2 separate regions of the Homo sapiens genome follow, and region 1 is linked to region 2. The links are chromatin contacts, found by Hi-C or POLR2A ChIA-PET in ENCODE. All regions are on one chromosome and are shown on one strand. Each heading gives the region's core, a stretch centred on a gene start or an enhancer-like site at or near the end of the contact. The rest is flanking DNA. Distances are from core to core; before and after follow the strand shown.

The links. A loop is a pair of places that touch in the nucleus more often than their neighbours do. ChIA-PET counts read pairs that join two places held with the same protein, here RNA polymerase II (POLR2A). Pooled maps may share reads with other maps.
Region 1: a map of B cell shows a loop between it and region 2 (16-fold over the local background). The contact joins the enhancer-like site here to the promoter of PDCD5 in region 2. A Hi-C loop is called at or near these places in 4 of 168 maps with a recorded cell type or tissue (B cell, CD8-positive, alpha-beta T cell, ascending aorta and 1 more), 4 of 37 single-sample maps with no recorded cell type and 13 of 50 pooled maps. POLR2A ChIA-PET finds 5 or more read pairs at or near these places in 1 of 52 experiments (HEK293T).

The regions. Positions count from the first base shown.
Region 1 is chr19:29,843,737-29,846,583 of GRCh38, forward strand. No RefSeq gene overlaps it. Among named protein-coding and RNA genes, the nearest start is that of CCNE1, 33 kb to the left of the region's middle. RefSeq lists silencers at 474-633, 664-1,433. Within about 2 kb of position 1,260, at least 32 of the 41 ENCODE cell types and tissues checked have a DNase peak (open chromatin) inside an H3K27ac peak, as active enhancers do; they include B cell, CD8-positive, alpha-beta T cell and ascending aorta, where a contact is called at or near this core.
Region 2 is chr19:32,579,860-32,582,626 of GRCh38, forward strand. It overlaps PDCD5 (programmed cell death 5), which reads left to right and starts at 1,331. Exons shown (of 6, transcript NM_004708.4): 1 at 1,331-1,468; 2 at 2,336-2,373. The coding sequence starts at 1,403. RefSeq lists an enhancer at 781-870 and silencers at 1,081-1,810, 1,156-1,332.

The DNA of each region.
Region 1 (2,847 bases), core at 10-2,509, 2.7 Mb before region 2:
GAGGGGCAGGGGCAGGACGCCAGGAGCTGACCCCCAGCGTCCCCGACTGCCAGTGCCCCTGTCATGCAGGCCGAGGCCAAAGCACGAAGGGGCCTCGCTGCAAAAGGTCGGACCTGCGTTGCACCGGTTTCCAGCCAAGTGCTTTGGGCAAGTTTCTTAACCGCCTTGGCCTCCACTTTCCCCTTCTGTGAAATAGGATGGTGCCCACCTGACAGGGTTATCATGTTCCCTTGGGCAGGGCCTGGCAGGCTGAGCCAACGTCAGTGTTTGCGTGGCTAGTTTGGTTTTATTTTTTACGTATTGTTTTGGAGACAAGGTCTCTGTCACCCAGGCTGCAGTGCAGTGGTGCGATCAGCGCTCACTGCAGCTTCGAACTCCCAAGCTCAAGCGATCCTCCCACCTCAGCCTCCCAAGTAGCTGGGATTACAGGTGGGCACCATCACACCCAGCAACATTTTTTATTATTTTTTGTACCAATGAGATCTCCTGTGTTGCTCAGGCTGGTCTGGAACCCCTGGCCAACAGCGATCCTCCTGCCTTGGCCTCCCACAGCGCTGGCCTATTAACGTTTTAACAGAATGAACTGAGGCTCAGCTGGGCCAACGCGGACCCCGGCCTGCGCCCACGCCTCACCGGCTCCCCAGGGCCTGGGACCGGCACAGCCCGGGCTCAAGGGCTGGGACTGCCGCCCCGCCCTAGAGCTCAGGCTGCGCTCCACGTGCGCCGTGTTTACCCACGTGATGCGCTGCCCCGCCCCGCCCCGCCCCGCGTCTCCCCGCCCCGCGTCTCCCGCGCCGCGCGTCTGCAGCCTGGCCAAGGCGGATGCTGGGGGTTGGGGGCCCGAGCGCGGCCTCACGTCGCCCGGACGCCCCCCGCCCCACCCGGGAGACTGGAGCGAGCCACGGCCTCCCTGGGCGGGCTTGGCCCAGCCACTCCGCTGTGTCCGCGCTGCCAGGGCGCGGGAGCACTTCCGGGCGCGCGCCGCGGGAGGGGCAGGGCCGAAGAGGTGGGGGCGGGGCCGAAGAGTTAGGGGCGGGGCCGGAGAGGTAGGGGCGGGGCCGGAGAGGTAGGGGCGGGGCCGGAGAGGTAGGGGCGGGGCCGCCCCTTGCGGGGGGGTTCTGAGCGGCCCGCACCGCAAAAGGCGGTGTCAGGGCGGTGAGGGGCGGGGCCTGGCAATGCACAGGGGCTCTTAGGGGCCCGCACTGCGGGAGGGGCAGGGCCAGGGCGGTTGGTGGACTGGGCCTGGCTGTACGTAGGTGCTCTGAGAAGCCCCCGGCGAGAGGGGCGGGGCCAGAGCAACAGTGGGCGGGGACAGGCTGTGCGTCGGAGCTCCGCGGGGCCTGCGGCGGGGTGGGTGGGGCCAGGGCGGCGGTGGGCGGGCCGTGCTGTGCGTAGGGGCGCTGAGAGGCCCGCAATGTGAGAGGGGCGGGGCCGGAACAGCGGTGGACGGGGTCTGTAGTTCAACTGTGCCGTGGCGTCTTCTTCGCGGCGAGATCTGAGTGCCTCGCAGCAGCCGAAGGCGGGTTTGCAGGTTGCGTTGCGCTGGCCCTGCCCTCGGCAGGCAGAACGGGATAGAGCGCGGACAGGCGCCGTCACTCCCAGATTCCTCTGCGTCCATGGCAGAGCCACTCCTCCTTGGTACTCCTTCCTTGACCCACCGGGGCCCCCTTCCTGCTGTCTCTGCCCCTCTAGCTGCTGCCTCCAGGGGCTTAGGTCTCGGCCCCTTTGGCTTCTGGGCTGCCCCTGGCAGATCTCGTCCATCCTAGGTTTTAACGCCTACCTGCATGCGGATGATCCTGATAGTTCTAACAGTAGCTAAACTGTTTTCCACGTGCTTTCTGAACATTGATGCTGTTTGGACCCCTGACAGCCACATTTTTACGCCCCCGCGCAGCCCGCTGCTCTGAGCTCCGTATTCCCCGCCGGCCGGGTGTTCCACGGCCCTTCTGAGTCAACGTGTGTGCAGTGAAGTCCTTCTTCCTTCTCGTTTCACCCTGGGTCTCCTCCTCAGGGAGTGGCATCACGGTCTGCTCAGTGGCAGGCAAGCCCCAGATAGCGCTTCCGTCTTGACTCCTCACTCTCCTCCCTCTGATCTGTCCCAGAATCCCATCAGTTCTTCCTCCACCCCACCCGACCCACAATTCTCTGCTACACTTGTCTCCACGGCCCTGGTCTGAAACACATGATGCTTCACCTGGACTCGTAGGCGACCGATCTTTCTGCCTCTTGGCTTACTACTCTTAAGTCTCGCCTTCACGGGCAGTCGCAGGGATCTTTCTCAAGATCTAATTTCTAATGATTGCATTTTTCTTCTTTAAGCAGTAGGCTGAAAGCCAAAGCTCTCCATCTTTTTACAACTCAAAAAAAAAAAAACAAGGGTGCCCTCTGTCTGGCCTTGCCACTGTTCAACCTGGTACTTGCAAGTCTTGTCCAGTGCAATGGGATGAGAAAAGTGAGTGATAGAAGGATCGGAAGCAAAATGAAAGCACTGTTATTGTCAAGTGATGATCATCGACATAGAAAACAAGAATCAACAGAAAAATTAACCTAATGAGAGAGTTGCACAAAGGTAGTTTAAGGTCAGAATAGGGCCAGGTGTGGAGGCTCACGCCTGTAATCCCAACACTGTGGGAGGCTGAGGCAGGAGGATTGCATGAGGCCAGGAGTTCAAGACCAGCCTGGGCAACATAGTGAGACCCTCTTCTTTTTTTTTTTTCTTTTTTTTGAGACGGAGTCTTGCTCTGTCACGCAGGCTGGAGTGCAGTGGCACAATCTCAGCTCACTGCAAGCTCTGCCTCCCGGGTTCACACCATTCTCCTGCCTCAGCCTCCCGAGTTGCTGGGGCTA
Region 2 (2,767 bases), core at 81-2,580:
ACATGGTGAAACCCCATCTCTACTAAAAAATACAAAATTAGCCGGGCACAGTGGTGCACGCCTGTGGTCCCAGCTACTTGGGAGACTGATGCAGGAGAATCGCTTGAACCCGGGAGGTGGAGGTTGCAGTGAGCTGAGATTGAGTGACAACTGCACGATAATGCATTTCATACCACTGAAAAGTACACCTAAAAATGGTGAAAATGGTAAATTTTGTATTGTGTATATTTTGCCACAATTAAAACACACAGGCCAGGTGTGGTGGCTCATGCCTGTAATGTTAGCAGTTTGGGAGGCTGAGGCAAAAGGATTGCTTGAGCTCAGGAGATAGAGGCCAGCCTAGGCAACATAGCGAGACCCCATCTGTATTTTTTTAATGTAAAAAATAAAATAACACACACACAGACAAACAAACAGAATCTGTATGAGTCACACGTTTAGGTAGCTGAATATCCTCTCTGCCCCCAATTCCCCCAAGTCAAAGGCAGAAGGGATTTGTTCCACCAAAGAGTTTACACCAGCCACAGCTGCCCACTGCAGTATCCTCCCAGGAAAAGCCCTTTTGTGCGTGGAGGAGGCAGATGGCGAGGAGGCAGATGTGCACTTTTTTTTTTTTTTTTTTTTTTTTTAGAGACAGGGTCTGGCTGTGTCTCCCAGGCTGGAGTGCAGTGGCGAGATCAAGGCTCACTGCAGCCTCGAACTTCCGGGCTCCAGCGATCCTCCTGACACAGCCTCCTGAGTAGCTGGGACTACAGGTGCACATCACCGCGCCCAACTAGTTTTTTAAAATTTTAGTAGAGATAGGCTCTTGCCATATTGCCCAGGCTGGTCTCTAACTCCTGACCTCAAATGACCCTACCGCCTCCCGAAGCGTCGGGACCACAGGCGGCGAGCCACCGGCCGGCCTCTGTGTGCACCGAGGAGCCGGGCAGCCACCGCCACGATCCAGCTTTAGGACATTTCCATCACCCCACTCAGCCTTCCTGCGCCCCTGGTTCCTCATCTATAAATAGAGATAATATACGCCTAACCCTCTAGGTCACCAGCACATTGCACCCATAATTATTATACTTGTTGATGCCACACTTTCAGGTTTTAACCTTTCCAAAGCGCAGCCCCGCCCCAGCGCAGCCCAAGTCCCTGCACGCAGAGGCGCCGATCACGGGTGGGAGGTGGATCCCGGAGGCCCCGCCCCAGGCCCCGCCCCTCCGTGCGCCCAAGCTCGACCGCCTGAAATCGGGGAATCGGGCCTCTGCCGGCGCCCTGGCAGCGGCGCGGGGCGTGGCTCCGGGCTGGATTGGTGGCGCCTGGGCCCCGCGAGCGCCTGCGCAGTGGTCAAGGCCGCGCTCGCGCCGAGGGGCTGCGAGAGTGACCGCGGCTGCTCCAGCGCTGACGCCGAGCCATGGCGGACGAGGAGCTTGAGGCGCTGAGGAGACAGAGGCTGGCCGAGCTGCAGGCCAAACACGGGGTGAGCGCATCAGCCCCCGCCAGGCTTGGCCCTCGCGGGGCGCCGCCCTCGCCCGGAGTGTAGGGCGCGCCTCCGGGGCGGAGGCTCTGGGCGCCTCCCCGGGGCCCCGGTCCCCTGCGCTGCCCTGGCGGCCTCGTGGCCGGCTCAGAGGTGGCCTCGTCGCTTTCCTCGTCGCGAGGGGCCCAGGAGGCTGGCGGCGGGGGCCGCCACGTGCGGGACCTGCCCTGGCGTTGGGGTGTGGGGTCCCCTAGCCTGGAGCGGGCTCGTCCTGGCGGGCCTGGATCCAAGCACAATCTCAGCTTTTGGAGCCAGCAGCCGGACCGAATTCAGTTTTTCCGGAGTTCAGTTGTTATGACCCAAGTTTAGCCGACAGGTATTGAGGGTCCGCTGTGTTCCCGGTGCTGAGAGCGCGGCAGGGTCGGAGGAACGCTTGCCCCGCCGGGATGACAGGGAGGGGCCGCCTGGGAAGCTTGGATGGATCACACGCCCGGAGAGGCGTTTCTGATAAGGGACCGGGACCTTAGGGACGGAGGGCGCAGTCTTTGAGTTATCGTTGTCCCTAATACCGAGGCCCGTTTTATTTTCCAGAAATTATTCCTACATGTGAAACACGGTTTCGTAATACAGGGATTCCCCTCCCCAGGGTGCTCTGTATTCCAAAGCCTTCTGAGGTTGTGGTTTTAGACGTTCATCAAAACGTTGTAAGTGGGAACTAGTTCATTGATTTCTGTGAGGCCCAGTTTCTTATTTGGGGAGTTGTTTCTACCACCGCAAGAGACTGTTATGTATAGGAAACAACAGAACCGTTCCTTTTTCCCGCCGCCTCCCGTGAAATTTCTCTATTAAATTTAAGTTTTTTTTTTCCAGGATCCTGGTGATGCGGCCCAACAGGAAGCAAAGCACAGGTATGGGCTGGAAACGTGAACTTTTTGAAGGGTGGTTTCACCAAATGGATTTCTTTTGCTGTAGTTATTTTAAGCAGGTGTGTGACTCAGATTTTTTTGTTTTGCTGGAATGGTGATTTGGCCAAAATCATCCGCAGGGTATCTTCATTATTGTTAAATAAACACGTGTGCAGCTCCACATCAGACCTTGTATTGCAATTACTGGTTGATGTTTCTCTGCTACAATGTGAGTACCTTAAAAATGAGCCTGATAATAGGCAGCTGTGGCAGTTTCCTCGGCTGTGGGGGTGACGTGAGTCCGGTGCCTCACTTAGTAAGTGCTCAATAAGTGTTAACTGGTAAGCTATTCTGATTGTTTTATCCCAACACAGCGCACAGCACCTGAGACAGATGC